Regions from separate parts of the Homo sapiens genome. Here region 1 is linked to region 2. The links are chromatin loops, found by intact Hi-C in ENCODE. Cell type or tissue: mammary epithelial cell. All regions are shown on one strand. Links, peaks and the distances in the headings refer to the core of each region. The heading gives the core; the rest is flanking DNA.

Region 1 (16,277 bases), core at 3,199-11,198, 710 kb after region 2:
TGCCCACAAAGTGCAGAGACATGTTTCTGAGTGTTACCGGGAGCCAGCCAGGCAGAGCTGCAGTGTGGGAGCCCGGCCTCAGAACGGGACACCCCACCATCGATCAGGAGACTGGCTTCTGCCCATCTGCTCTTTAAGCCTGTGTCTCAGATGGTGTGAAATAGGGATCACCCTGAGAGAAAGCTGTCACTGCAAGATTCCGGGATACACTGCCTTCATTTTTATAAATGCATGCAATTAGCTATGACTTTTAAATTGGCACCATGGTGAACAAGCATGTCTCAAGCATACATGCCAAGTATTACAAGCCGTTTTTCAATGGCTTCAACTTCCTCAGCTCCAAAACCTTGGATCTCACTCCAACTCAGCATCTACTATTATGTTCTGTGTCTCCATTATATTAGATTTGCAGGAGGTTAACGAGAAGCACAGCACATAATTCACATGAATAGGCTTTGAAACCTAAGTGTGATGAAAAGTATTATTATTACTGTTATGCAAAGTCCTTGCAGCAAAAATTACATTATCCTTTTTCCAAATATATTGTGAACCTATTGCTGCGCTAGAATTCAGATCTAGGCTTTCTTAAAACTCCATTTGTGATGCTTGCACTTACTTCATAAACTTCCTTGGGTATGAAAACACTTAAGTTTTCTTTTCTCCCCAATGCCCCAGGCAGTTGACAGGTGGATAATGACATCAACAGGCAGGTGGCCATCAAAGACTCAGGGTAGGTGTGTTTTTGTGAGACCCCAGGTGGTTGATTTCTGTATGATACCTCTCCATAAATGTGAATTTCCTATTCTTTATTTCTTAATCTTAATAAATCACTATTTAAATAACAAAACTTAACATTCAATCGTTATTTTAAAGATGACTTTTTAAAATAACTCAAAGAGACAAAGGCAAAAATTCCAACTAATTTGCGTCTTTTCCCCATTTTTCTGCCATATGTACAACTTCCAGTTCAAGGCTCACTTTCCTCTGGCATTTGTTGCATCTGTTTGAGCTTCCCAATAGCATCTCTCACGATCAGCTCAACTCCGATTCGGCGGCTATAGAATGGTCAAGGGCTGTACATGGCTTTAGCTATTCACCTGGAAGGTCTTTGGTGACTGGGTGTTGATTTGCACCTCCACAGACGTGTGGTAGGAGAGACGCAAGGAAGAAACTGACAAGGGGATCCCGCTGGAGCAGTCCTCCGCTGTCCAGTTAAGAAGTGGTCATTTCCACTCCGTTCTTATGAGTTCCCACCACCTGTTAGTTCCTTAACGTTGCTAGGTAGCCCTAGGGGGCAGCCGGATTTGTGTATTAAGCTCATTTATTTGTGCCTTTACTGTCGGCAACAACCTGAACCCACAAACTACTTCACAAAGAAAAGTCTGAGCAAAATGTAGACAACTCTTAGGACAGGTCTTTGCCATCATTTGATCACACCGTCTATCAACCGATGCTAATCTTCAAGTGTCACCTGGTCTTCCAGGGCAGGTTCCGGTAACGCAGTACAGCTTTGGCATAACTTCAGAACAAGAAATCCCAGTGGATCGTAGCTATCTACTTATAAATTATAATTTTCCCCTATGTAGAAGAAAATATTCAAGACCTATATAATTCACATACTTAGAAAAGAAAACAACTTATTTTTTTCCCTCTCTCAAATTGCCTGGAGGTAAAAAAAAAATGCTAAACGGATAATATCTTTCAACACTGAATTGATTTCTCAGCTTAATTTAAGCAAAGAAATTATGTGCCAGATGGCATAATCAACATGTTCTGTTGAAAGATTGCAATTTTATTCTTATAAGAAAAAATAAGCATTTTTCCACGTGGTCTACTCAGCAGGGAAGAAAGTTTATATATGCTGGCTCTAACAATGCCATCTTTGACGAGGAAAAAGACAATAGCTTTGAATGTATTAACTGATCTGTTTTGAAAGCAGAAATGGTACTTTGTTTTATTCTGCCAAAAGTATTACATAAGACCTATGGTAAGTAACTGGAAAAAGAACTATTAAAATGAATAGTCATGAATATAGTAAAATTTATCTTTGCACAGTTGGGCATTTTAAAGATTTTCTGAAGTGTATTTTATTTCTAATCATGAAATAACTGTATTCATTCAATATCCTGAACCACGGTGCTATAAAATCTGAATATGCCCTTGGCTCCCTCCTCCCAGGGAGGTCATTAAAAGATTTGCCTATCTTGGGGGAGATGGGAACTGCCTGTTTTCACAACTCATTCCATTTTTATGTGACATCTCTATTCCCTACACTTCCATAAAGCACTTTGCTAAGAAACTCGGCCATGAGCTAAAGAGAAAAGCATGATGTTTATAAGAAGGAAGAGTCCAAACAGCATTTGAGCACTCAGAGCTGCAAGGAGGGATGAGGAAAGGGGATGAGGGAAGGGGAGAGAAGGAAGGAGGAGGGCAGAAGAGAGGAGAGGGAACCACCAGATCACAGAGGAAGAAAAGCACAGGTAAAATAATTAGTGACCTTGCTTCTGAAAAATGAGCCCAGGCACGGTGGCTCATGCCTGTAATCCCAGCACTTCGGGAGGCTGAAGCGGGAGGATTGCTTGAGCCCGGGAGTTTTGAGACCAGCCTGGGCAACATAATGAGACCTCATCTCTACAAAATATTTTTTTTTAAGTAGCCAGACACACACTGGTGGTCTCAGCTACTTGGAAGGCCGAAGTGGAGAGACTGCTTGAGCCCAGGAGGTTGAGGCTGCAGTGAGCCTAGAGGGAACCACTGCACTCCGGCCTGAGCAACAGAGCCAGACCCTGTCTCAAAACAAAAAAAGAAGGAGAAGGCCGCCTTGCCTATGACAGGTAAATTATAGATAGAAAATATGGGGATCTCTCTGACGACTTTAGAACAATTTTTGTTTTTTAAAGACAAGGTTTCGCTCTGTCACCCAGGCTGGAGTGCAGTGGCATGATCATAGATCACGGGACTCACTGCAGTCTCAACCTCCAGGTTTAAGTGATCCTCCCACCTCAGCCTCACAAGTAGCTGGTACTACAGACACGTGCCACCATCCCTGGCTAATTTTCTTTTTTAACTTTTATTTTAGGTTCAGGAATACATGTACAGGTTTGTTATATAGGTAAACCCATGTCACGAGGGTTTGTTGTACAGATTATTTCATCATGCCAGTACTAAGCCTAATACCCAACAGTTATTTTTTCTGCTCCTCTCCCTCCTCTCACCCTCTACCCTCAAGTAGGCCCCAGTGTGTGTTGTTCTCCTCTTTGTGTCCATTGGTTCTCTTTATTCAGCTCTTACTTATCGGTGAGAACATGTAGTATTCGGTTTTCTGTTCCTGAATTAGTTTGCGAAGAATAATGACCTCCAGCTCCATCCATGCTCCTGCAAAGCATACGATTTCATTCTTTTTAATGGCTGAATAGTATTCCATGGTGTATATCTACCACTTAAAATGTGGTAGACTGGTCTGCCATTCACGGGCATTTAGGTTGATTCCATGTCTTTGCTATTGTGAATAGTGATGCAATGAACACACACGCATATGTCTTTATGACACAACGATTTGTATTCCTTTGGGTATATATCCAGTAATGAGACTGTTGGGTTAAAAAGTTCCATTTTTAGCTCTTTCAAGAATCCCCACACTGCTTTCCACAATGGCTGAACTAATTTACACTCCCACCAACAATGTATAAGTGTTTCCTTTTCTTTGCAACCTCACCAGCCTCTGTTAGTTTTTTACTTTTTTATAATAGTCATTCTGACTGGTGCGAGATGGTATTTCACCGTGGTTTTGATTTGCATTTCTCTAATGATTAGTGATACTTAGATTTTTTTCATATGCTGGTTGGCCACATGTATGTCTTCTTTCAAAAAGTGTCTGTTGATGTCCTTTGCCCACTTTTTAATGGGGTTGTTTTTTTTTTTCTTGCAAATTTTTTAAGTTCCTTATACACGCTAGATATTAGATCTTTGTCGAATACATAGTTTGCAAAATTTTTCTCCCATTCTTTATGTTTTCTGTTTACTCTGTTGATAGTTTCTTTTGCTGTGCAGAAGCTCTTTAGTTTAATTAGATCCCATTTGTCAATTTTTGCTTTCGTTGTGATTGCTTTTGGCATCTCCGTAATGAAATCTTTGCCAGTTCCTATGTCCTGAATGGTATTGCCTAGGTTGCCCTCAATATAATAAGAGCCATCTATGACAAACCCACAGCCAGTATCATACCGAATGGGCAAAAGCTAGAAGCATTCCCCTTGAAAACTGGCACAAGGCAAGGATGACCTCTCTCACCACTCCTATTCAACACAGTACTGAAAGTCCTGGCCAGCGCAATCAGACAAGAGAAAGAAATAAAGGGCATCCTAATAGGAAGAAAGGAAGTCAAATTACCTCTGTTTGCAGACAACATGATTCTACATCTAGGAAACCCCACCGTCTCAGCCCAAAAGCTCCTTCAGCTAATAAACAACTTCAGCAAAGTTTCAGTATACAAAATCAATGGACAAAAATCAGTAGCATTTCTGTACACCAACAACAGCCAAGCTCAGAGCCAAATCAGGAAGGCAATACCATTCACAACTGCCACAAAAAGAATAAAATACTTAGGAACACAGCCAGCCAGAGAGGTGAAAGACCCCTGCAATGAGAATGCAAAGCACTCTTCAAAGAAATCAGAGATGACACAAACAAATGGAAAAAAAGTCCATCCTCATGGAGAAGAAGATTTAGAGGCTACTGATTAGGAGTTTCAGTGGAAAGTGGGGTCTGAAGCCAAATTGCAGAAGTCTGAGGTGTATGTATGCAGTAAGTAAAGAGACAGCAGATAATGAATCTTCTTTAGAACACAGAGCAATTGTTTTCCTTTTTTTTTTTTCATGGAAGGGAAAGCAAGTGTCTAATATATCATGACAGCCCCATGTTGTTCTCTAAACACTACTATGCATCCTGAATTTTCTTTGAATTTTGCACTCCACTTATTTTACGTTTGGGAGATACTAAATATTGTGTATCCTGGTTTTGCAAACTGAGAAAAGACTTGAGTGCAGGCAGAAAGGTCAGGGAAGAAAGAAAAGGTGTTAGGAGGGCATGGTTGAGCTGGGTTGCCACTATGGGCAACTGGAGCTGGGTCTCACTGAGAGCTTTGGAGGAACCCAGCAGAACACACTTCTGAGGATCATCCCTTGGAAGGGCTGGAAGGTGGGAAATGTATGCTGACGTTCAGTGGGTGCTGACTCCTGCCTCCAAGGACCAAGAGTTGCTCCTAAGGGCATTAACTCCCCTGGCACCTCCACAATGGCTAACTGCTGGCTGAGAAGGTACTTCTGCTCTAGAGAAAGACCGTTGGTAAGCTGAGAGAGTCCATGAGCCCTCGGGAAGGCATGCATGGGGACTGTCCACTATGCTGCAACAGAGGTGGCATAGTGCAGGGCACAGGCAGCATGCCAGTTCCATCTAAAACCTCCAACTTGGCTAATCCTGGAATCCCTGCTCCAGGAGGTGCCATGCTGACTTTGTGCTCTTTCATGTCCCCTGGCACATGGCAGGAAACGCACACACACCTGTTTGAAAAGCATAAACTTAGAAGCTGCATATGTTGGATTCTTTAAAGAAACAGATATCCAAACAGGTGGAAAAAGCCTAGGCCAGGCACAGTGGCTCACGCCTGTAATTCCAGCACTTTGGGAGGCTGAGGCGGGTGGATCACGAGGTCAGGAGATCGAGACCATCCTGGCTAACATGGTGAAGCCCCATCTCTACTGAAAATACAAAAAATTAGCCGGGTGTGGTGGCGGGCGCCTGTAGTCCCAGCTACTCGGGAGGCTGAGGCAGGAGAATGGCATGAACCCAGGAGGCGGAGCTTGCAGTGAGCCAAGATCATGCCAATGCACTCCAGCCTGGGCGACAGAGTGAGACTCCATCTCAAAAAAAAAAAAAAAAAGAAAGAAAAAAGAAAAAGCCTAGACCTTGCAAAAACTGATTCAGTCGAAGCTCAGCTTCCAAAAGTCCAGGCTGAGACAGGGAGGGCCAGGCGGACTTCACTTGGAGATGGAAAGGCAAAATATTGCCTCCAGCAGACATACAACATGGGAGCAGATGATCAGTTCTCCTACTGGTTCCTGCCTGTAATTGCAAAGCCAGGACCAAACCCATGCCTCCGAAAAGTGAATGGAGAAATGAATACTTCCATTGTAGATATCACTGAGACAAATACTTCCTTTGCTAAAAAGCCTAAGTGGTTAATAATTCATACTTTAAACACTGTCATAGTGTTAATACAATAGCACAGGGAAATCAGTGAGAAGTGACTGCATACCCAGTTCCAAACAAACAACTTGACTGTTTCCATACCATCCTCTCTCCATGCCCAGAGGTCCTATTCAGTTGACAGGCATTACACGTTTAACATGGCTCAAAGATCAGTGATGCCCTTGATGAGGGTTATCTTTCCATGTGAAGACTAGCCATGTTCCCTCCCTCAGTCGAAACTGAACTCTGCAGCATCAGGCATGTCCTTTCTTCTTTCTGATGGAACTCATAATGCTCTAAACCCTGTGGGACTCAAAACTTAGCTGTCACGTCAAGAACATCACCTGGAAACTTGTTAGAATACAGATTTTCTTCCACTCCCCAGACTTTATGAATCAGAAACTCTGGGAATAGGGCCCAGAAATCCGTGTTTTTTCGAGCCCTCTAGCAGAGTTGAATGCAATCTAACGTTTGAAACCCACTGCTCTAAATGAGACCCTAAGGAAGGACTCAGCCATGCTACAAAGGCCAGGTACTAGGCAACGGGGCAGGCACGAGAACACATAGGGAAGGCCAAATCCTCATTCTCATGATCTTGCATTCTAGGGAGGGTATTTGTGGGGACATGTAGGAGATGGGCACATATGCTAACTTTCAATAAAAAGTTGAGAAAGGTTGACCTCGGATCCTTGGATAACGCATGAATGTTTCAGGCATCAGATGGTACTAATTTAAGGATCTGGACTGAAAGCATGGAGTCCTTGTGGCTCTGAAAATCCCACAGGACAGTGGCTAAAATTCTAATTGTCAGGATAAGTTCTGTGGTTCTGAACTGACCTGTGGTTTCACAAGAGAAATACCCACAGCTGTAGAGGAAACCACGAAGATCTGGAAACTGCCTGCAGGGGTCAACAGCCGTAATATATTCTACAAACCATCTTAAGGAACCACAGAAAATCATCAAAAGGAAGAAAAATGCATTTCTTGGCTTGGAACTTATTGAATGTTTAAAATCAGGGAATGGACTGGGTAAGAAAGGAAAGACCTCGTGGGCTTTATTTCCATAGAGAAATGGTAGTTGGACTCTATATATTCATTTCCCACTAAGGCTATTTGATAACAGAATACCAAAGAGGAGTTTCTTTCAGAATATATCATTATTGCGTTTTGCATTTTGATTTCATTTTTTCATCTCAAAAGACTTCAGGAACTTATATACCTCTGCAAAAGCTTAACAATATTCATCTTTTTTGTTTAACAGATGTGCTTTTACAAAAGAAATGTTCAAGTAAGGAGAAAACTTCAATCGTCTAACTTTAGCTTTTTGATCATTACCCTTAAATTCGCTGCCTAGGAAACAGCAACAAGTAAGTCATCACTGTTATGAAGCAAAATTGTTTACATTTGGTTTAAGATCCGCCTCCTAAGGAAAGGGCTCCGGCGGCTCCTTTGCGTGCCTGGAGAGGCCTTCGCATGCGCCCTCTAGTGGGTGCTTGGAGCTCATAAGCAAAGGGTCATTTCCAAAGTCTACAGTGGAAATTGACGCTGATTTTCAAATCCAAAAATTGGTCTATCGCTATTCTCCCCAAAAGGGACATTTTTCTTAATCTGCTATAAACATAGTGAAAAGTTGTTACTTCATGGTAAATTATTAGCACGATATTTGAATAGTCATTACATTCATTAAACTATTCTTTAAAATTACAATTATAATGTTAGTACTTGCATTATACATCGTGTTTATATAGTACCATTAAAGTCAAATGGCATTTAATATTCACAGCATAAAAGATAAAAGTATCATATAGTGATATTAGGAGGAAAAATCCTCCTGGTATCATTAGGAGAAAAATTTCTTCTAATGGAAAAAACCTCCATTCCCCAACTTTAGCTTTTTCAGCACCATCACTTGTGCTCCGTGCCTCACCTCACCAGCCGCAGGAGAACCCAGCTCCTTCTGACGGGCCCTGTCTCCTGCACCACCAGTTGGAAGGCTTCATTCCCGGCAGCAGACAAGCAAGGCTTGCTCTAGTTCAGCATAAATAACTCCTTCTTTTACCCCACATCCCTTGGAGATTCCCTACCCCCACTTCTCTACTCTTCTCCACAAAACTTTCCACCTTCTGGCCTCACATTCTCTCTCGAACATGCTCTGGTGAAAGCAGTTTTCATCTTCATGGCTCAGCTAAAATGGCTCTTATCAAAAGCACCAACTACGTTCCTCTGGCCAAATGCAGCGCTCCATCTGGGCCCTTTTCTTACTTCCTAAGTGGTATCTGTGAACGCATTTGCCAATCTCCCTTTCTGTAACATCTAGTACTAACATCATGTGACACATAACAAAATTTTGGTCAATGAGAGACTGCATCTATGATGGTGGGCCCATAAGACAATAAGATACCATATTTTTACTCTACCTTTCCATGTTAAGATACACAAACACCATTGTGTCACAACTGCACATGCTGTGCAGGTTTGTAGCCTAGGAGCAATAGGCTATACTAGAAGTGTCCAATCTTTTGGCTTCCCTGGGCCACACTGGAAGAAGGATTGTCTTGGGTCACACATAAAATACACTAACACTAATGATAGCTGGTGAGCTAAAAAAAAAAAAATTGAAAAAAAATATGTGTTAAGAAAGTTTACAAGTTTGTGTTGGGCTGCATTCAAAGCCATCCTGGGCCACAAGTGGCCTGCAGCCAGCAGGTTGGACAAGCTAGTGCTGTATCAGGTTTGTGCAAGTTCACTCTTTGATGTTCACAAAATGACAAAACCTGTAAATGATGAATTTCTCGGAGTGTGTCCCCATCGTTAAGTAACGCATGACTGCATCGGAAACTTACCCAAGCTAAACTGTAACTCTAAATCGGCACACCCAAACCTGCTTCTCTCAGTCCATGTCACCACCGTCCTCCTGGACACTTAATGCCCCTCTTTCACTCACAAACATATTCCACCTAATAGCAAATCCCAGCAGCTTAACTGCCAAAAGAAACTCTGAGCCTTCCATCCCCTGCCGATTCCTATTGCTGACACCCCAGTGTAGCAGCAACACCTCCACCCTCAGCAGCTAGGACCACCTTAAAATAGAGATAAAATCTTATCATCTCCCAGTTCACAACCCCCCAGAGGCCACCAGTCTAATTAGGATGAAACACACCTCCCATGGCCAACAAGATGCTATATCTAGCGCTTCTCAGTCCACAACACCTGAAATCCCTCTGACCCTGCCTGTAGGCTCCACCCATCTTATCTACTTTGCAAGAGCAGTTTCCTCTACATGGGATGTTATTCCCCTGCATGGCCAGCTACCTCTCATCTTTCATATCCCAGGAGTCCCGTCACTTCCTCTGTCCACTTATCTGACCATGCTACCAGAAGCACCCCTTCCCACCATCCCACTGCCCCTTTCAGAATCTTCATAGCACCCCTTTTCATCCTAAATCATCTCATTAACTTATGCCTATGTTTAAGTGTCTCCACTCACCAGGATAGAAGCTCAACAAAGTCAGAGATATATTTGTGCTCATTCAACATGATTGAGCAAATCAATGAATGAATAAATTCCACTTCTTGTGCGTGGCCAAGTGGCCAGCTCACTGCAGTGGCTGCTGGGGCTCCCTCTTCCCAGCGTGTCTCTGGGTTTACAGCTTGTTTCTGTCTTTCAACACTCCTGTGGTGCTTAGGAACCTGCACCCGTAGTGAGCATCCTCTTCATATTTTCTCCAGTTCTCCAACAGGTGAAGTGCCCTAAAGGGAAGCTCTGACTCCAATTAATCCTATTCCTGGCTCTGGTCCTAAGACAGATGACTTGGAAAGAGTGTAGGGAATGGGTTGATTAGGGCAGACATGAAACCAATATGAAGACTTTTCTAATGGTGCAGGAAGAAGGTAGTGAGTGCCTGAATGAGGGCACCGACAGTGGGGTTGCTGGAGAGGGAAGAGATTAAAGAGATACCATGATTAAAGAGATTAAAGAACATCATTCAAATAGGTATGTGAGGTTAAGTGTATTAGTCAGCTCCAGCTGCTGTGACAAAGTACCAGAGACAGGTTGGCTTAAACAACACGTTTTTGAGTTTCAGAGGCCGCAAGTCAGTGATCGAGATCAAGATCGGCATGCCTGGTTTCTTCTGAGACCTCTCCTTGTCTTGCAGATGGCGCCCCTTGCTGTGTCCTCCCATGGCCCTCATGCCTCTCTCTCTTCTTATAAGGACATCAGTCCTGTTGGATCAAGGCCCTACCCTTCCAATCTCATTTAACCTTGGTTATCTCCTTATAGGTCCCATCTCCACATACAGTCACATACTTCAACATGTGAATGTTGGGAAGACGCAATTAAGTCCATAAAGGAAGGGACAGGTTAAGAAGCATTAGTGGGCCAGGCGCGGTGACTCACGCCTGTAATCCCAGCACTTTGGGAGGCCGAGGTGGGTGGATCACCTGAGGTCAGGAGTTCGAGACCATCCTGGCCAACATGGTGAAACCCCCTCTCTATTAAAAATACAAAAAGTTAGCCGGGCGTAGTGGTGGGTGCCCGTAATCCCAGCTACTCAGGAGGCTGAGACAGGACAATCGCTTGAACCTGGAAGGTGGAGGTTGCAGTGAGCCAAGATCATGCCACTGCACTCCAGCCTGGGCAACAAGAGCAAAACTCTGTCTCAAAAACAAAACAAAAACAAGAAGCATTTGTGAGGATTTCCAAAATTACACGATTTGTCTGATTGCTTTTCATTGCTAGTACAGATGTCTTATTTATTTGCACATTTGTATTAAACACATAGGATCATTTTAGAGGGCAGGAAAACTTTCTATTACCTGGAGATCATCATCTATAGATTGGTTTTAGGACACAGAATCTCTCAATTTCCAACTCACATCCATAAATCCGTTTGTGCCAAATTGTGCACCATTCAGGTGAGTGTGCCAGTGTCACTAGTTTTAAGCAACAGAACCATCATTGCTGACTCTGATTCCTTCCTGAAAGAATAGGAAGGGAACAAGAAAACCATGGGCCTTACAGCAGTGCCAACATGAAAGTGAAGGGTTTGTAAAGCTCAAGCTTGCACGCATCTGGGCGGAGGCACCCTGGCGGCTGCCTTTCTAATACACCATCTGCACTTTCTCACCTGCCTGCTCTCCAGGCCCACTCCGCAAAGGCGTCTGACCTCACACAACACTGAAGCCTCTTGTACAAGTTGCAGCGTCCATGGCTCCAAACTTTACTGGACTTTGTGAGTTGGCCTTGCCTCTTTCTTGAAGCACTGTTTCTCTTAGAAAATGAACACTTAATTTTCTCCAACACTGTCGGCCCTTTCTTTTAACTCCCTTTGCTGACTCTTCCTCCTTTCCCCAAGCTCTCAATGTTTCTGATCTCTTTCAGGAGTCATGCTTTAAAGATCGCATCTCTATTTCTAGTTCCTTTTTCCCTGGGACCTTCAGATTCCTATGTCCAGCTCAACACCTCTGTGTATAAGTCTGATAAACATCTTAAACTGAACACTTCCGAAACAGAATTCCTAAGATTTTCCCCAAAATTCACTCCTCCTCCAGTCTTCTCCATCTCAGTAAATGGCACCAAATTCACCTAATTGCTTAATTCACCAATAATAGTAATTACTAACACATATATTCTTATTGGAGGCCAGATTGTGTTCTAAACACGTGTGTGTGTCCCATGCACACTCACAATCCCCAGTCGAAGGAGATACTATGATCATCCCCATTTTACAGATGGGCACAGACAGGTTAAATACCTTGCCCAAATTTACACAGCTAGTAAGGAGCAAAGACAAGACTTGAACGACGTAGGCTCTTATCATCTCCTAACCCTAGGGTTACGGTTAGTCTTTGCTCGTAAGCACTACTATGCTGTAATAGTTTATCTTTTTTCTCACCCTCCTCACATTCACTCCATCAGCAAGGCCCCCAGTTCTACCTGCAAAGCACAGCTCAAATGCACCTGCTCCTCACATTTGCCTCCACTCCTTTCAGAGCCATCACCATTGCAGGCCTAGGCTAACGCAAACGCCTGCAAATTCTTCTCCATGTTTCAGACTCTTGCAACCCTATAGCCGATCTCTATACACACAAATCATATCATCCTCTCTCCTGCCCATCAAAATCCCACAATTCCATCCAAACTCCTCACTGTGCAGCCCGTGGTATCCGCCCTGACCTGCTTCCTGCGTAGCTCATCGACCTCCACCCCATTGTTCTTGCCCTCTTTTTCTGTGATTGCCTGGAGGACCACTTTGCTCTTCCTGGATCACATTCGTGTATGCCTCAGGGCCTTTGCACTTCCCGGATCACATTCGTGTATGCCTCAGGGCCTTTGCACTTCCCGGATCACATTCGTGTATGCCTCAGGGCCTTTGCACTTGCTGGTCCTTTCCACTTAGAACACTTCCCTTCTCCCCTGAATTCTTACGACTTACTCACTTCATTAGGTCTCTTGCCAAATGTCATCTCCCTCAGTTGTTTCCCATGACCTCCATGTGAAATAGGCCCCCTGCCCTCCGGTCAGCCTTTATCTCCTCCCCTTGCTCTCTGCTTTCTCAGTGAATGCTGCCCCGTCGGGCATTATATTAAATATGCAAGTGCTCATTATCGCTCTCTCCCTCTGGAACGCCTGTGCTACCTCTGGGCAGGGAGGAGTGTTGCCTTGTTTCAGGTTCCTCACTAGAGCCTAGACCTGTGTCAAGCATATAATTAGAACTCAACACATGTGTCTTGAATGAATGAATCTGCTGTTTTTTGGTTTCACGTTTTCTATGTTGGGCTTCCTTTTTGCCTTTGTTTCTAAGGGAAGTGTTTTGTGGGCAGTGGAGGCGCACATTCAAGTGACACGCGCACCAGCTCTCCCCGGCCCAGACTCTGCTCGTTCCAGCGCAGACTGCGAGTGCTGCCTGCCCACCTCCTGGCTTTGTTGGCTCCTAAATAACCTTCCCCGCCTGGCAGATGCCATGCCCCCTTTTGTGTGGTGAGAATCACCTAATGATAATAATTATCATGGCTGTTTTACAACTGGCATAAAAAGAATTCATGCAGATGATGTTGCCTTTGAAAATTATAACAGGATGGACTATTAGAAGCACAACCACAAGAAAATACCCTGGCCAGAACTGGAGAGCCACAAGGTAACAATAGCACACGTGGTGCTTTCCAATACTTCCAACGACTGCTTTGTGTCACCTCCTTTCAGCCATGAGGAGCATGCTCTGAAAGATGCCACCCCCGTGAGCAGCTGGGGCCTGTGACGATGACCGGGAACACGCACTCCCTGCCTCAGCTTTTGGTGGCCATCTCTCATTGAAGGGCTTCGGGGCGTGCGGTTCAGTTTCATAAGCAATCCTGGGTCTGGGTAAACATGCTTGACTGATTAATGATAACAGCTCTTAAAACACCACAGACATTTCCAGTGCCCAGAAATGTTTATTTTTTATACTAAATTAAATTCATTTTCCTTCTCATTCCCTCTAAGGAAAATGGTGACAAATTTAAATTCAGAGTGGACTGCTATATTGAAGATGGCCATGTGCCACAACCTCTAAACAGGCTATGGTTTGGGAATGTATTTCATCAGGAGGATGGTGGGAGGGAGGAGATTTAAGGGCTGGGAAGGAAGGAGGGAAATCCTGGGTAAGCACCGTGCCAGTGAACATTAGCCCTGAGCCGATTGCTTTGCTCACAGAAGGAACGGTAACTATTTTGTATTTAGCAAATACAGTCACGATCAAAGGTAACTGATTGTGTAATAATTTAAAATATCATCAAAAATCAAATAAAAACCAAGTCAATAAAAAATAATTAAGTAATCATCATGAAGAATAATTTGTTACAGCACATAATAAATCCTTATTTATGATGGAAAAAGAAAAGGAAACAAATATTTAAGGTACCTGCTTGTGCCATGCACCACGATGCAGACAAGTAGAAAACATTATCTCCATCAGGCACATTAAAAAACTGCAGCTTAGAGTGGTTAATTTTCCCAAGGCAATAGAGGGCAGAACTAGTATCTAATCAACAGCCCCATTTTCCATCTGTTTATGCATGTCTACACTGCCTCCAATGATGACATCAACAGTAAGTACTTATTTATATGCAGTATCTATTTTATTTCTATAAATCATTCTGGCCATTTTGTGCTAACAAATTAATTACCTCTTTTAAAGAACTATATTAGACTCTATTAGTCATAGCATCCTGACTGATGTGGGTTTTTCCATATCACCATGGCTCAGGTAATTCCCACCAGCTGTAAGGTGTCCAGTGGAGAGATCCTTCCAGAAAAGCATGTCCGTCCACGGACAGCTGTCCCTGGTTTCTGGGGATTATAGCTCAGCCATATGATTCAGAAACATGCATGGACCATAGAATGAGCTGGGGCAGGAAGAGACATTCACATTATTGTGAATATCATTTTAAAACACTGAGCTGAAATAAACAATGGTTTGCAAATCAATTTCAAAGGGCAATTACATATTGCTTCTTCTCATTTTTTTGGTGACTAAATTTTTGTGAATTTAGTCACAAATGGATTTGCAAAGGCACCCATGGTCACAAATAAAACAGGAAGATGCCCAGCACAGCTGTGAACCCTCTTCTAAAGGAAAACATTTGACTCGCTGTTCAGGGTCGGCCATTACACACGTTGGGTGAATCATGATGATGATTTTGATTTTTCTACATATTGAAGAGAGGCACATAATACCTTCACTTCAGAAAATGGGCACATTTTCTACATTTTAAGATTGAGGCAGGCTAGCCATATTTATTGATTTATTCCTCAATAAGCATTTGCTGCATTCCCATTTGTGTCAAGAACTGTGCTCAGCTTCAGGATATCAGTTCAGCAAGACACTCACCCTGCCCTTGAGTAGCTCAGTGTCCAGGATAGAGAACACAGATAAAAGTGGACGAGTTATCCTTATACATGATCAGTGCCTAAATATCAGTAAAATGCTGTAAGCCATCAAAGACTAGGTAGACACGTGTGGTGATCCACAGCAACCTCCTCTCCTTCATAAAACAAAAACAGACAACAAAATACTTGGCCTAACCTAGTAAACATAATTGTATAGTTAGCAATTAAATTCTTTAGGTTAAGCCTCTTTCTGCTGTTAAGAGGAACATGTTCCTGTAAGAAGTAATAAAAACTGCACTACCAACTTTCTGAAACATCCCAGGCCTTTCTGTTCTAATGTCTCCGATCACAATGAGCCTTTACCACAAATGGCTGTTTCCTGCCATCTCTGAATGTCAAATTCTTATTCATTCTTCAAAGTCCAGTAGAAAAGCCACCTCCCCAGATAAGATCTGTGTGCCCTGGGCCTGCTTTCCTGCTTTCTCATAAATACGTTCCCTACTGGCCTATGTCATGGATATGTTTTCTGATTTTTTCTTTAGGAACACGTGGCTCACGTTGAGGCTATCTGAAGTTACCAAAAATACAAAGACAGAAAGCACATCTTCATCCTTTTTTTCTGGAGAGTCTCTCCCACCTGGACAGCTAAGTTGGGGCCCTGAATTTCAAATGAAAGCCTCTCAAGGCGTGGGTAAACCTGGCCACTGCAGGACAGCAGAGTCCCTGGCTTTCCAGGTGTGCCCTTCTCTGTCCATGCCCAGCCTGGGAAAAGACCAGACCGTCCACGGAGCACTGGAGCACACAGTACATGGGCGTCTTCCGTCCATGAACCCAAATCAGGATCCCAGTGCACATGAGGGTCCCGATTAAGGTTAAACTGTACAGAATGGAACAATACCTGCTCTGTTTTGACGACACTGGATGTATCAGTCGGCTGAGGCTGTGTTAGGCTGCAGTTACAAGCAGCTCTAAAATCCCAGACGCTTTCTGAAACACAGGTGGCTCTCATTCCTATTACATGCACCTTAGCTGTGGCTGAAGAAGCAGCCTTTATCCAGATTAATGTGGATGCCCTGGAAGAAAAAAAAAAAAAACAAAGGCAGATAGCTTCTGTCGCGCTACGGCATAGGTCACCTCTGCTCTCATTCCACTCTCAAAGCAAGTC
Region 2 (16,277 bases), core at 2,948-10,947:
TAAATTAATCGATAAACACCTCATGAATGATTGAAGAAACAATAGAAACAGCAGTTAGCTTTGTTTGTGTTATCAGATTGATCAAAAGCAAAGGAACTGGTAAAGTCTACTAGCAGCAGGATTTAGGAAATGGTAACTCTCATGAGCAATTAGTAGCAGTATAAAGTTGCACAGCCTTTGGGGAGGGCACTATGCATGCTTTGTTTCCCCTAAGAAAATAATAATATAATTGAAAAAATATAGACACTTAAGGATACTTGTTTGTAGTGGCAAAACTTTTTGCTGTAAGTTTTGTGAGCCTTGAAAACTCTAGTGCTCTCTGGGACCTCCAGGTGGGGACTATAATACACAGAAGCTTCTCAAAATTATTGACCAGAGGAACCCTCAATGGGTCACCCATAGGTCATAAAGAGGGGACTGGAAGAATAGTCACTAAAATGTTAATGAAGGCCACGTCTGAGGTGGTGAGATTTTTATTGTTTGTTCTCTTCTGTATTGCTTGAATTCTTTAAGCAATGAACATTTATAATTTTGATAAAGAATAATCAATTTGTTTTCAAAAGGAAGAAAAAGGATCCCATCTATAAAAGGAGAGTAACCTGAAACCTCACTGCAAAGCAAACCCTTCCATAAGTCAGAATGATGTAAAGACAAGAGCCTGGTGTATATAGTAGACACTCAAAATCTTCGAGTGAAACAAAGATCAAGGGGTTCAGAGTTAAAAGATAAACTTTTGTCTGGGCACAGGGGCTGCAGCACTTTGGGAGGCCAAAGTGAGAGAATCACTTGAGCCCAGGAGTTTGAGACCAACCTGGAGAACAACGTGAGAGCCTGTCTCTACAAAAACACACAAAAATTAGCTGGGCATGGTGGTGCATGCCTGTAGTTCCAGCCACTTGGGAGGCTGAGGCGGGAGGACCACTTGAGACCAGGAGGTCCAGGCTGCAGTGAGCCAAGATTGTGCCACTGCACTCCAGCCTGGGCAACAGAGCAAGACCTTGTCTCAAAAACAAATAAATAAATCAAGACAAAGTTTCGAGCCCTCGCTGTTGCTTATACGCTTTAGCACTGGACACATTATTTAACCTCCCTAAGCCTCAGTTTTCTCATCTGTAAAATGGAGATAATGGTATCTATCTTGCTTCACTCACCATAAGTGGCTGTTAAAATGAGCATCAGTATAAAATTACTTTGCTTAAATCCTTGAAATAATTCTAGGAATGGTTACCTTGGGCACCCTGAAGAATCTGAGGCTCAGAGAGAATAACTTTCTCCTCAGTCACATGGACACTAAGTGATGAAACCGACATATAAATTGAACAGACAGAACTAAGCCTCCTCCGAGAGTTACGTGCACCTATGCATACATACATTTTAGAGCTCTGCTACTCAAACTGTGTTCTGCTGACCAGTAGAATCAGAACCACTTGAGAAACACAGTTTCTAGGGCCTGACCTAATGAAACTGATTGTGTACCTTTAGAAGATCCCCAAGTGATTCTGTTACCGAAACGCCAGGGGTGTGGTCCAGGTCTTATTGCTTGTTGCTCAGAAAGCCATTCACTGAGATGAGTTTTGCCAGGGAAGAAGGCTTTAACTGGGTGCTGCAGCTGAGGAGATGGGAGATCTGTCTCAAACCTGTCTCCTTGCTTGACTAAAATTGGGGAGTTTATATAGCGAGGAAGGAGTGTAAAACAGAATTAGGGAGGGGTGAGGAAATGATATGGTTTGCTGTGTTGCCACCCAAATCTCATCTTGAATTGTAGTTCCCATCATCCCTATGTGTTATTGGAGGGATCTGGTAGGAGGTAATTGAGTCATGGGGGCAGTTACCCCAGTGCTGCTGTTCTCATGGTAGTGAGTGAGTCCTCACGATCTCTGATGGTTTTATGAGGGACTTTTCCCTTTTGCTCATTCTTCTCCTTCCTGCCACCATGTGACGAAGGACGTGTTGGCTCCGCCTTCTGCCTGAGGCCTCCCCAGCCATGCTGAACTGTAAGCCAATGAAATCTCTTTCCTTTACAAGTGACCCAGTGTCGAGCATGTCCTTATAGCAGTGTGAGAACAGATTAATACAGGAAGCAATCATGAATGAGCGGACTGGCATCTTCTCTGGATGTGGTGATCTGATGAGTTTCAGCTCCTTTCCTGAGGAAGCAACTCAGATGAGACAAATGTAAGTTTCAAGTTTTAAGATCAGGAGGGTCAATTTCTATGTTTATTCAAAAAATTGTCCCAATTCTATGGGACAGTTGGGCTGGTTTTAATTTGTGTGCACGTCCAAGTGTGAGAGGCATGGTTTTATGGGACATGGTCTAATCTCCAGTACAGTCAGGGCTTCTGCATCTATGGATTCCACCAACTGCAGATTGAAAATTTTCAGAAAATAAATTCTGCAAAGTTCCAAAACCAAAGTTTGAATTTGCTGCGCATTGAGTACTACATTGAATCTACGTGACTGAAGTGACGTGTAGGCATTGTATTAAGTATTGTAAGTAACCCAGAGAGGAGTTAAAGTCCACGGTTCTATGCAAATGCCATGCCATTGTCTATCAGCAACTGGAGGATTCACAGGTTTTGGCATCTGCTGGGGTCCTGAAACCAACCTCCCTGTGGGTAGCAAGGGAAAACTATACATATACATCTCTGTGATAACGAATAGGACTTTTCCATCATTGGTAAGAGCCAGGGTCCTGAAACCAACCTCCCTGTGGATAGCAAGGGAAAACTATACATATACATCTCTGTGATAACGAATAGGACTTTTCCATCATTGGTAAGAGCCAGGGTCCTGAAACCAACCTCCCTGTGGATAGCAAGGGAAAACTATACATATACATTTCTGTGATAATGAATAGGACTTTTCCATCATTGGTAAGAGCCAGGGTCCTGAAACCAACCTCCCTGTGGATAGCAAGGGAAAACTATACATATACATCTCTGTGATAACGAATAGGACTTTTCCATCATTGGTAAGATGACTAACTATTAGTTTCTAATCTGAACTGTTGCTACAAATTGTCCTCGGGAAAATGAAGTTATTTAACTTTAACTTAGCATTTCCCAAATGCTCCTTTTCCACAACAGCAATTAACATAAATGAACAGAAGTAAAGAATTAACTCCGCAGAACACACTTTGAGGAAGATCCATCTACATAACATGTGGGACCCAGTGTGTCAAACAAAAATGTAAGGCCCTTTGTTCAAAAACTATTGGCCAGTTGCAGTGGCTCACGCCTGTCATCTCAGCACTTTGGGAGGCCAAGGCGGGTGGATCATGAGGTCAGGAGTTCGAGACCAGCCTGGCCAACATGGTGAAACCCCGTCTCTACTAAAAATACAAAAATTAGCCAGGTGTGGTGGCGGGCACCTGTAATCCCAGCTACTTGGGAGACTGAGGCAGGAGAATGGCTTGAGCCAAGGAGATGGAGGTTGCGGTGAGCCGAGATCGCGCCATTGCACTCCAACCTGGGCGACAGAGGAAGACTCCATCTCAAAAATAAAATAAAATAATAGAAATAAAATAAAATTATTAAGCACTTTGAGACAGTAACAGGAGAGCATTAAATGGAATTTGGGGGCGGAGGGCTTCTAAACTTGGGCCTTATGTGACTGAATGGGTGTTGCCCTCCTGAAGCTGGCCCTGCATTGGGGAATGTTTACAATTATAAAGAATTGTGACTGGGAAATCCAAACCAGCAGAACTGTGGGATAGAGCCAGATTGGTCACTTCCAAAGCCTTGCTATATTTTTTACAACTTCACATTCTTGCCAGAGGTTAGAGCCTTGAACTCGTAGTCCAGAGGATGGCGATGTCCATCATCCGCCAGTGTCCCCTTGGGCCCTTTTGTAGTCCTTTCCTCTCACCCCTCCCTGCTCCAGTCCCCTCCTCCAAACTTTCTCTCTCTGAAGATTGGTTCTCATTTTCTAAAATTTCATAAAAGTAGAACCAGGCAGTATGATTCTTTTGGGTCAGGCTTCTTCTGCCCAGCAAATTATTTGAAGATGTGGCTCTGTGGCATGTGGCATGTATTCAATAATTCATTGCTCTTTTTTTTTTTTTTTTTGAGTCTCACTCTGTCACCCAGGTGTAAGTACAATGGTGTGATCTCGGCTCACTGCAACCTCTGCCTCCCGGGTTTAAGTGACTCTCCCGCTTCAGCCTCCCAAGTAGCTGGGATTACAGGCACCCACCATCATGCCCAGACAATTTTTGTAAAGATGAGGTTTTACCATGTTGGCCAAGCTGGTCTTGAACTCCTGACTTCAGGTGATCCACCCTCCTTGGCCTCGAAAAGTGCTGGGATTAGAGGCATGAGCCACCGTGCCCAGCCCAGTTCATTGCTTTTTATTGCTGAGTGGTGTCCCATTGAATGGATGCTACTCAATGCATTTATCCTTGAGATTGTGTTTCCACATCTACCCATTGATGGATATGTAAGTTGTTTCCAGTTTGGAGCTCTTACAAATGAAGCTGCTATGAGCCTTCCTGGGTAAGTCTTTGTGTGGTCACATATTTTCAGTTTTGGAGGGTAAAAAGTTAACAATGGACTGTCTGGGTGGGAAGGTGGGCGTATATTTGAATTTTAAAGAAACTGCCAACTCTTTTCTCGAGTGACGGCAGCATTTCTCATTTCCGTCACAGTGTCTGCGAAGTCCGGTTCCTCCGCCTCCTCGTCAACACTGGCTGTGGCCAGGCTATTTAGTTAGCCATTCTGAAAGGAGGGCGGTGGTCACTTACTGTGGCTTGAATTTGTATTTCTTTTTCTTTTTAATTTTATTTTTCATTGAGATAAAATATACACATAAAATTTATCATCTTTACCATTTTTAATTGTACAGCTCGGTGGTAATAATTCCATTTTAACTTGTATTTCTCTAGTGACCAAAGCTGTTGAACATCTTTTCAGTGTATATCTTTGGTCCATTTTTAAAAAATTGGGTTTTTAAAAAAATGATGAATGAGTTTGGAGAACACTTTATATATGCTGCAAGCAAGTCCTTTATCAGATACTCAATTCTCTGTGGATGAAGATTCCATCACAGGCCAGGTGCAGTGGATGCAGGAGTGAAGAAAACCAGCAAAAGTGCGTGCCTGGAGGGAACTTACTGGAATAAGAGGACGGGGTACATGTGGCGGGAAAGGTAAAGGTGGAGGGGTTAGGGGATCAGGCAGACGCTGCACACCAGAGGGCTGGGTACATGCAGGGTAAAGGCTGGGTGGGGGGAGCAGGTGGCTGCTCTGAGGCATGCAGGTGGGAGGCAGGGAGCCTGGCACACGGGGATAAGGGGCCCGGCCAGTGGGAAGTTTGCTGTAGCAGCCCAGGGAGGAGCAGGAGAAGGGAGGGAAGAGGGCAGAGAGGTGACGCCCAGAGGGCTGCAGTAGGGTGCTCCAGGGCAGCTCAGGCTAGTCCCCGTAGGTAAAACCAGGCCCCTAGGGTTCCCCTGAGTGAGACGGGAGGCCCCTGGAGGGGCCGAAGCCGGGACGAGAGGATGTGTAGCCACCGGAGGCTGGGAGACCTGGAGGAGGCTGCAGCCCTGACCCCGGCTTGGCCAGGGTGGTGGGCGTGCTGGAGAAGCATGTTTGGACAGAGGTCTGTTCTGATGGATCAGAGGTGGTGTGTGAGAGAAGGAGGTCACAGTGGAGCTCAGGGCTTTGGATCAGGGCCAGTGAGGGCTCGGGGTCGTGGTGCTCTGCGGGGTTGTGGGAGGATCAGGCTTTTGCATGGAAGATCAGGAGTTTAATTCTGGACGTGCTTCATCTAGGGTAATCTATGGGACAGGAACAGAGGTGCCAGGTAGGCAGGTGATTAAGGCGTTGGGGGAGAGCAACACGTTTGGGAGTGATTAGCATAGCGACTGTTTTGAAAGGCAGGAGCTGGGTGGGATGAGAGGAGAGAGGCTTGGTGCGCTCTAGTGCTTATTGATTAATGAGAGGAAACAGCAGGGGAGACCTGAGGGACGAGGAGCAAGCGAGGAGAGGTGAGTCCTGGAGGCCAGAAAGGAGGGGTCTCTAGGAGGGAGTTGCCGAGAGCCTGCATCAGGTGCCCTGAGAAATCAAAGGAGCTGAGGACTCAGAATGGAAAGGGGCGGAGGTGGGGTGGGGGTGGGGGTGGGGTGGGGGGACTGCCTTTTTATTTAGATGGGAGAAGTTGCCAGAATGTGTGTGTGTGTGTGTGTTGATGGGAATGGAGACCCGAAGGGCAGCCCCGGTGTGAGGCACCCAGCACGGCCCGAGCTCTGACACTGGCAGCCCCTGGGCTCTGAGATTCTTTCCAACCTGTGCTCATTTTTCCAGGCCCAAGACACCGTGCCAGAGACAGCACGAGAAACAATGAAGTCCTTCAGAGGCACAAACTCCCTGCCCAACTGAGATCACTGCCTCTCTCCACCTGCAGCCCCCACATGCGCGGTCCTAGACACCCAGGCCCACACTGCACCTAATGTCCTCACTTTCCCCCCGGGGATAGTTCTTACAATTTAAGGGGAAGATGGTTCTGGGGCCGGTGCAGACTGCGGGCTGCGTCTCCACCTGTTGCCCTGCAGCTTGCCGTGTGGCCAGGCCAGAGTGGATGCTCCAGAGCCTTTGCTGAGTGAATCCAAGACTTGCTTTAAAAACAGACTTTCTTCATTTAAGCTCTGATTTGGACAAATACATCCAAGAAACAGCACACTATCAAAACGAATTTCCACACAGCAATGTAAAAACACAGCACAGAAAAATGACAACAGCCTGAGGCCAGAACAAAGACTCCTAGAAACATCTTCATACAACTTAAAATTGGGAGGCTGGGTGCGGTGGCTCATGCCTGTAATCCTAGCACTTTGGGAGGCTGAGATGGAAGGATCTCTTGAGGCCAGGAGTTTGAGATCAGCCTGGTCAACATAGTGAGATCCACCCCATCTCTTAAAAAAACAATTTTAAATTAGGAAATAAGAGAAGTCGAACTTGCCATTTAATGGTGATGAGCATGGAGGGGATACTTTTCCTCGCAGACTGTTTCATTTTCTGGCTGTGATAAAGCCAACACTTGCTTTTTCTGATCACCAGGACGGGGGTGCTCTTGCAGTGCCCACGTCAGGGGGAGTTTTTGGTGTGAGACAGCGTCCAGACTCTTCACTGAAATTCAAGTGCTGAAAGGACTTTCTAAGCCTCAGAGGGAAGTGGAGATGAGATGAGAATCTGACTTTTGCCCCAGTATTTGGCTTGCAAAGATGGAATGTTCCTTTGTGGACTCTGAGAATGCTGTATTAATGTGGAGGTAGAGCTGTTAGGGCCAACGCTAAGAGCTCCCAGTAGAGGGACAGGCTCGCTTTAGAGAAACTCTGTGTCATATGAGTTTTGTCCATGAGATGGCGGTGTCGTATCATAAAAGAAACCTTCCCTTTTAACTATTGCTCTGAAAAACCCGGTAACAACTTTTTAAAAAAAGGCATCTTGCTCCCCCATATCCTGCCTCCCTTGTCTTCTAACCTGGAGTTTTGAGAGGCTCCTGGCTTTCTTCCAACGTTTACATTACACACGTTCTCTTGAATCTAGGTGTCTGCAAAGTATGTGTTCCCTACCATTAGGGCAATGCCTTCTCTGCTGCTGTTTTGTGTCTGAGGCTAATCTTGTCTATCTGCCCTCATGAACATAATTCTGGAGAGCGGGGGGCGGGCAGAGGCTCTGCTGTGGCGTCTAGAGCTGCAGACTTCTCTGCACCCTCCGGGCCCACTGGCGGAGGTGCCCAGATGCCATCAGAGTGAGTCTTTTAGTCCCAGCACCCCTCCAGGAGCTAAGGGGGACCTCTCCTTCCCCTCTCGGGAACAGGTCCACCCTGCAACCACAGATTGCTTTTTTCTTTATTTTTTATTGTGGCCACATAACATAAAATTTGGCATTTTAACCATTTTGAAGTGTGCAGTTTAGTGGCATTAAGTACATTCACACTCTTGTGCAACCATCACCACTACCCATCTCCAAAACTCTTTTCATTTTGTAAATAAATCTCTGCACTGATTAAAGACTAGCTCCCATTCCCCCTCTCCCCAGCCCCTGGCAATCCTTATTCTACTCTCCATCTCCATGAACCTGACTCCTCTGGATACCTCGTATGAGTGGAACCACACAGTATTTATCTGTTCTGAGACCGACTTGCTTTACTGAGCATGATGTTCTCAAGGTTCATCCATGCCGTTGCACGTCTCAGGATTTCCTTCCTTTCTAAAGTTGACTCACACTGCATTGTATGGATGGACGGCCTCTTGTTTGTCCAGTCATCTGCTGATGGACGCCAGGCTGGTTGCACTCCTTGACATTGTAAATAACACTCTTATAAACATGGGAGGCAAATATCTATCCAAGACCCTGCTGTGAATTCTTTTGTGGATGTCCCAGATGGAATTGCTAGGTCAGATGATAATTCTAGGTTACATTTTTTTTTTTTTGAGACAAGGTCTCACTCTGTCGCCCAGGCTGGAGTGCAGTAGTGTGATCTCGGCTCACTGCAACCTCCACCTTCCCAGCTCAAGCAATTCTCCTGCCTTAGCCTCACAAGCAGATGGGATTACAGGTGCATGCCACCACACCCAGCTAGTTTTGTATTTTTAGTAGAGATGGGGTTTCGCCATGTTGGACAGGCTGGTCTCCAACTCCTGACCTCAGGTGATCCGCCCGCTTCAGCCTCCCAAAGTGCTGGGATTACAGGCGTGAGCCACCATGGCCGGCCTCTAGGTTACCTTTTTTGAGTAATCACTGTATAGTTTTCCGCGGCAGCTGCCCAGGGGTTCCAGTTTCTCCACATCCTCACCATCACTGTTCAGTGCATCCTTTTAAGCATTGCTAGGCACATACACCCAGGCTAACATGGAAGAAGAGCTTCCCAGCAGCTTCTTACAGTTCCTGTTGATGTGTATTAATAGGATACCTGCCTTATATTTCCCAGACATTTGGAACATTATCCCTATTAATCAACTCTCCTTCCACTTCCCTCTTTACAACATGGTCATTTTAAATAAAACTACACCAAACTCCTTGTCAGGGAAGCATTATAGAGTTATTTAGTTTCATCTTTGAAAGAAGATGAGGCATAGGAAAGGAGTAACTTTCAAATGTTAACTTATTGATTCTCTAAGCAAAATGGTGAGGTGAGTTTCATAGTCCCAGGTTTTCAGATGAGGAGAAGGAAGTCCAGAGAGGTTAGTGCTCATGTGGGCAGGAGCAGGGGTGTGAATGAATCACAGAAGATTGGCATAGATAATGGTTCATCTATATTATCAGAAAAGCCAGGCTCTGAATTTTAAGTTTTGGGTTTTTTCCCCCTCATTATAAGAATTCTACGGGGCTGGGTGTGGTGGCTCATACCTGTAATCGTAGTGCTTTGGGAGGCTGAGGCAGGAGAATCGCTTCAGGACAGGAGTTCGAGACCAGTGTAGGCAAGATATTGAGACCCCCGATTTCTACATAAAAAAAAAAATTGCTGGGGGGAGGAGCCAAGATGGCCGAATAGGAACAGCTCCGGTCTACAGCTCCCAGCGTGAGCAACGCAGAAGATGGGTGATTTCTGCATTTCCATCTGAGGTACCAGGTTCATCTCACTAGGGAGTGCCAGACAGTGGGTGCAGGTCAGTGGGTGCACGCACCGTGCGCGAGCCGAAGCAGGGCGAGGCATTGCCTCACTTGGGAAGCGCAAGGGGTCAGGGAGTTCCCTTTCCTGGTCAAAGAAAGGGGTGAAAGACGGCACCTGGAAAATCAGGTCACTCCCACCCGAATACTGTGCTTTTCCGACGGGCTTAAAAAACGGCGCACCAGGAGATTATATCCCGCACATGGCTCGGAGGGTCCTGCGCCCACGGAGTCTTGCTGATTGCTAGCACAGCAGTCTGAGATCAAACTGCAAGGCGGCAGCGAGGCTGGGGGAGGGGCACCCGCCATTGCCCAGGCTTGCTTAGGTAAACAAAGCAGCCGGGAAGCTCGAACTGGGTGGAGCCCACCACAGCTCAAGGAGGCCTGCCTGCCTCTGTAGGCTCCACCTCTGGGGGCAGGTCACAGACAAACAAAAAGACAGCAGTAACCTATGCAGACTTAAATGTCCCTGTCTGACAGCTTTGAAGAGAGCAGTGGTTCTCCCAGCACGCAGCTGGAGATCTGAGAACTGGCAGACTGCCTCCTCAAGTGGATCCCTGACCCCTGACCCCCGAGCAGCCTAACTGGGAGGCACCCCCCAGTAGGGACAGACTGACACTTCACATGGCCGGGTACTCCTCTGAGACAAAACTTCCAGAGGAACGATCAGACAGCAGCATTCGCGGTTCACGAAAAACTGCTGTTCTACAAACACCGCTGCTGATACCCAGGCAAACAGGGTCTGTAGTGGACCTCTAGCAAACTCCAACAGACCCGCAGCTGAGGGTCCTGTCTGTTAGAAGGAAAAGTAACAAACAGAAAGGACATCCACACCAAAAACCCATCTGTACATCACCATCATCAAAGACCAAAAGTAGATAAAACCACAAAGATGGGGAAAAAACAGAGCAGAAAAGCTGGAAACTCTAAAAAGCAGAGCATCTCTCCTCCTCCAAAGGAACGCAGTTCCTCACCAGCAATGGAACAAAGCTGGACGGAGAATGACTTTGACGAGTTGAGAGAAGAAGGCTTCAGACGATCAAACTACGAGCTACAGGAGGAAATTCAAACCAAAGGCAAAGAAGTTAAAAACTTTGAAAAAAATTTAGACGAATGTATAACTAGAATAACCAATGCAGAGAAGTGCTTAAAGGAGCTGATGGAGCTGAAAGTCAAGGCTCGAGAACTACGTGAAGAATGCAGAAGCCTCAGGAGCCGATGCGATCAACTGGAAGAAAGGGTATCAGTGATGGAAAATGAAATGAAGCAAGAAGGGAAGTTTAGAGAAAAAAGAATAAAAAGAAATGAACAAAGCCTCCAAGAAATATGGGACTATGTGAAAAGACCAAATCTACGTCTGATTGGTGTACCTGAAAGTGACGGGGAGAATGGAACCAAGTTGGAAAACACTCTGCAGGATATAATCCAGGAGAACTTCCCCAACCTAGCAAGGCAAGCCAACATTCAAATTCAGGAAATACAGAGAATGCCACAAAGATACTCCTCAAAAAGAGCAACTCCAAGACACATAATTGTCAGATTCACCAAAGTTGAAATGAAGGAAAAAATGTTAAGGGCAGCCAGAGAGAAAGGTCGGGTTACCCACAAAGGGAAGCCCATCAGACTAACAGCGGATCTCTTGGCAGAAACTCTACAAGCCAGAAGAGAGTGGGGGCCAATATTCAACATTCTTAAAGAAAAGAATTTTCAACCCAGAATTTCATATCCAGCCAAACTAAGCTTCGTAAGTGAAGGAGAAATAAAATACTTTACAGACAAGCAAATGCTGAGAGATTTTGTCACCACCAGGCCTGCCCTAAAAGAGCTCCTGAAGGAAGCACTAAACATGGAAAGGAACAACCGGTACCAGCCGCTGCAAAATCATGCCAAAATGTAAAGACCATCGAGACTAGGAAGAAACTGCATCAGCTAACGAGCAAAATAACCAGCTAACATCATAATGACAGGATCAAATGCACACATAACAATATTAACTTTAAATGTAAATGGACTAAATGCTGCAATTAAAAGACACAGACTGGCAAATTGGATAAAGAGTCAAGACCCATCAGTGTGCTGTATTCAGGAAACCCATCTCACATGCAGAGACACACATAGGCTCAAAATAAAAGGATGGAGGAAGATCTACCAAGCAAATGGAAAACAAAAAAAGGCAGGGGTTGCAATCCTAGTCTCTGATAAAACAGACTTTAAACCAACAAAGATCAAAAGAGACAAAGAAGGCCATTACATAATGGTAAAGGGATCAATTCAACAAGAGGAGCTAACTATCCTAAATATATATGCACCCAATACAGGAGCACCCAGATTCATAAAGCAAGTCCTGAGTGACCTACAAAGAGACTTAGACTCCCACACATTAATAATGGGAGACTTTAACACCCCACTGTCAACATTAGACAGATCAACAAGACAGAAAGTCAACAAGGATACCCAGGAATTGAACTCAGCTCTGCACCAAGTGGACCTAATAGACATCTACAGAACTCTCCACCCCAAATCAACAGAATATACATTTTTTTCAGCACCACACCACGCCTATTCCAAAATTGACCACATAGTTGGAAGTAAAGCTCTCCTCAGCAAATGTAAAAGAACAGAAATTATAGCAAACTATCTCTCAGACCACAGTGCAATCAAACTAGAACTCAGGATTAAGAAACTCACTCAAAACCGCTCAACTACATGGAAACTGAACAACCTGCTCCTGAATGACTACTGGGTACATAACGAAATGAAGGCAGAAATAAAGATGTTCTTTGAAACCAATGAGAACAAAGACACAACATACCAGAATCTCTGGGACACATTCAAAGCAGTGTGTAGAGGGAAATTTATGGCACTAAATGCCCACAAGAGAAAGCAGGAAAGATCCAAAATTGACACCCTAAAATCACAATTAAAAGAACTAGAAAAGCAAGAGAAAACACATTCAAAAGCTAGCAGAAGGCAAGAGATAACTAAAATCAGAGCAGAACTGAAGGAAATAGAGACCCAAGAAACCCTTCAAAAAATTAATGAATCCAGGAGCTGGTTTTTTGAAAGGATCAACAAAATTGATAGACCGCTAACAAGACTAATAAAGAAAAAAAGAGAGAAGAATCAAATAGACGCAATAAAAACTGATAAAGGGGATATCACCACCGATCCCACAGAAATAGAAACTACCATCAGAGATTACTACAAACACCTCTACGCAAATAAACTAGAAAATCTAGAAGAAATGGATAAATTCCTCGACACATACACTCTCCCAAGACTAAACCAGGAAGAAGTTGAATCTCTGAATAGACCAATAACAGGATCTGAAATTGTGGCAATAATCAATAGCTTACCAACCAAAAAGAGTCCAGGACCAGATGGATTCACAGCCGAATTCTACCAGAGGTACAAGGAGGAACTGGCACCATTCCTTCTGAAACTATTCCAATCAATAGAAAAAGAGGGAATCCTCCCTAACTCATTTTATGAGGCCAGCATCATCCTGATACCAAAGCTGGGCAGAGACACAACCAAAAAAGAGAATTTTAGACCAATATCCTTGATGAACACTGATGCAAAAATCCTCAATAAAATACTGGCAAACCGAATCCAGCAGCACCTCAAAAACCTTATCCACCATGATCAAATGGGCTTCATCCTGGGATGCAAGGCTGGTTCAACATACTCAAATCAATAAATGTAATCCAGCATATAAACAGAACCAAAGACAAAAACCACGTGATTATCTCAATAGATGCAGAAAAGGCCTTTGACAAAATTCAACAACCCTTCATGCTAAAAACTCTCAATAAATTAGGTATTGATGGGATGTATCTCAAAATAATAAGAGCTATCTATGACAAACCCACAGCCAATATCATACTGAATGGGCCCAAACTGGAAGCATTCCCTTTGAAAACTGGCACAAGACAGGGATGCCCTCTCTCACCACTCCTATTCAACATAGTGTTGGAAGTTCTGGCCAGGGCAATTAGGCTGGAGAAGGAAATAAAGGGTATTCAATTAGGAAAAGAGGAAGTCAAATTGTCCCTGTTTGCAGCCGACATGACTGTATATCTAGAAAACCCCATTGTCTCAGCCCAAAATCTCCTTAAGCTGATAAGCAACTTCAGCAAAGTCTCAGGATACAAAATCAATGTACAAAAATCACAAGCATTCTTATACACCAATAGCAGACAGAAAGCCAAATCATGAGTGAACTCCCATTCACAATTGCTTCAAAGAGAATAAAATACCTAGGAATCCACCTTACAAGGGACGTGAAGGACCTCTTCAAGGAGAACTACAAACCACTGCTCAATGAAATAAAAGAGGATACAAAGAAATGGAAGAACATTCCATGATCATGGGTAGGAAGAATCAATATCATGAAAATGGCCATACTGCCCAAGGTAATTTATAGATTCAATGCCATCCCCATCAAGCTACCAATGACTTTCTTCACAGAATTGGAAAAAACTACTTTAAAGTTTATATGGAACCAAAAAAGAGCCCGCATCGCCAAGTCAATCCTAAGCCAAAAGAACAAAGTCGGAGGCATCACGCTACCTGACTTCAAACTATACTACAAGGCTACAGTAACCAAAACAGCATGGTACTGGTACCAAAACAGAGATATAGACCAATGGAACAGAACAGAGCCCTCAGAAATAATGCCGCATATCTACAACTATCTGATCTTTGACAAACCTGAGAAAAACAAGCAATGGGGAAAGGATTCCCTATTTAATAAATGGTGCTGGGAAAACTGGCTAGCCATATGTAAAAAGCTGAAACTGGATCCCTTCCTTACACCTTACACAAAAATCAATTCAAGATGGATTAAAGACTTAAATGTTAGACCTAAAACCATAAAAACCCTAGAAGAAAACCTAGGCATTACCATTCAGGACATAGGCATGGGCAAGGACTTCATGTCTAAAACACCAAAAGCAATGGCAACAAAAGCCAAAATTGACAAATGGGATCTAATTAAACTAAAGAGCTTCTGCACAGCAAAAGAAACTACCATCAGAGTGAACAGGCAACCCACAAAATGGGAGAAAATTTTCGCAACCTACTCATCTGACAAAGGGCTAATATCCCGAATCTACAATGAACTCCAACAAATTTACAAGAAAAAAACAAACAACCCCATCAAAAAGTGGGCAAAGGACATGAACAGACACTTCTCAAAAGAAGACATTTATGCAGCCAAAAAACACGTGAAAAAATGCTCACCATCACTGGCCATCAGAGAAATGCAAGTCAAAACCACAATGAGTTATCATCTCACACCAGTTAGAATGGCAATCATTAAAAAGTCAGGAAACAACAGGTGCTGGAGAGGATGTGGAGAAATAGGAACACTTTTACACTGTTGGTGGGACTGTAAACTAGTTCAACCATTGTGGAAGTCAGTGTGGTGATTCCTCAGGGATCTAGAACTAGAAATACCATTTGACCCAGCCATCCCATTACTGGGTATATACCCAAAGGACTATAAATCATGCTGCTATAAAGACACATGCACACATATGTTTATTGTGGCACTATTCACAATAGCAAAGACTTGGAACCAACCCAAATGTCCAACAACGATAGACTGGATTAAGAAAATGTGGCACATATACACCATGGAATACTATGCAGCCATAAAAAATGATGAGTTCATTTCCTTTGTAGGGACATGGATGAAATTGGAAATCATCATTCTCAGTAAACTGTCACAAGAACAAAAAACCAAACACCGCATATTCTCACTCATAGATGGGAATTGAACAATGAGAACATATGGACACAGGAAGGGGAACATCACACTCTGGGGACTGTTGTGGGGTGGGGGGAGGGGGGAGGGATAGCATTGGGAGATATACCTAATGCTAGATGACGAGTTAGTGGGTGCAGCGCACCAGCATGGCACATGTATACATATGTAACTAACCTGCACATTGTGCACATGTACCCTAAAACTTAAAGTATAATAATAAAAAAAAAAGAAAAAAAATTGCCAGCCATGGTGGCATTCATCTCTAGTCCCAGCTACTCCAGAGGCTGAGGCAGGAGGATTGCTTGATCCCAGGTGGTCGAGGCTGCAGTGAGCCCTGATTGTACCACGGCACTCCAGCCTCGGAGACAGAGTGAGACCCAGTCTCTAGAAAGAAAAGAATTCTACAGGGGGATAAGCATTTCTCATTGAAATAATTCTTTGTGCTGTGGTGAACTGCAGAGTCAGCCAGCAGCTCATGTTAAATTTGCCCCCTCTCCTGGGTGACTGGGGCTCACTGCCTCACCCGGGCTTGAGTGCTCTCGGCCCCTGTGGTGTGTGGTGTGGCTTGCCTCCCTCTGCACCTGCCTGAGGCACAGCCACTCCCTCTGAGACTATGTCTGTTGGCATCAGAGTCTTCATAGATGAGCACCCAGGGAGCATGGAGCAGAGGAGTGACACATTATTTAAAATAAGACATACGTTGGCATAAACTCTGCTGATTTTGTGCAAAAGAATAGAGGGCTATGTCCTGGATTTTAAAAGTCCTACGTTAAAATCTGTCATTTTATTTTATTATTCTTATTTATTTATTGAGACAGAGTCTTGCTCTGTCCCCCAGGCTGGAGTGCAGTGGTGCCGTCACCGCTCCTTGCAGCCTCGACCTCCTGGGCTCAAGCG

The links. A loop is a pair of places that touch in the nucleus more often than their neighbours do. Peaks named below come from ENCODE experiments on the same cell type or tissue, not always from the same donor. Only the 100,000 strongest peaks of a DNase experiment are listed, where the experiment ranks them.
Region 1: it touches region 2 in a loop (6-fold over the local background); 22 of 110 quality-filtered maps call a loop at or near these places.

Annotation. Positions count from the first base shown.
Region 1 is chr6:713,622-729,898 of GRCh38, reverse strand. LOC105374873 (a long non-coding RNA gene) reads left to right here. Exons shown (of 3, transcript XR_001743915.2): 3 at 1-2,063. Among named protein-coding and RNA genes, the nearest start is that of EXOC2, 29 kb to the right of the region's middle. RefSeq lists a silencer at 7,717-7,796. In mammary epithelial cell, for the core only: a CTCF peak has its summit at 7,722 (motif pointing left); a DNase peak (open chromatin) is centred at 7,688.
Region 2 is chr6:1,427,938-1,444,214 of GRCh38, reverse strand. No RefSeq gene overlaps it. Among named protein-coding and RNA genes, the nearest start is that of MIR6720, 46 kb to the right of the region's middle. RefSeq lists enhancers at 5,944-6,908, 9,786-10,456. In mammary epithelial cell, for the core only: a CTCF peak has its summit at 7,338 (motif pointing right); a DNase peak (open chromatin) is centred at 7,344.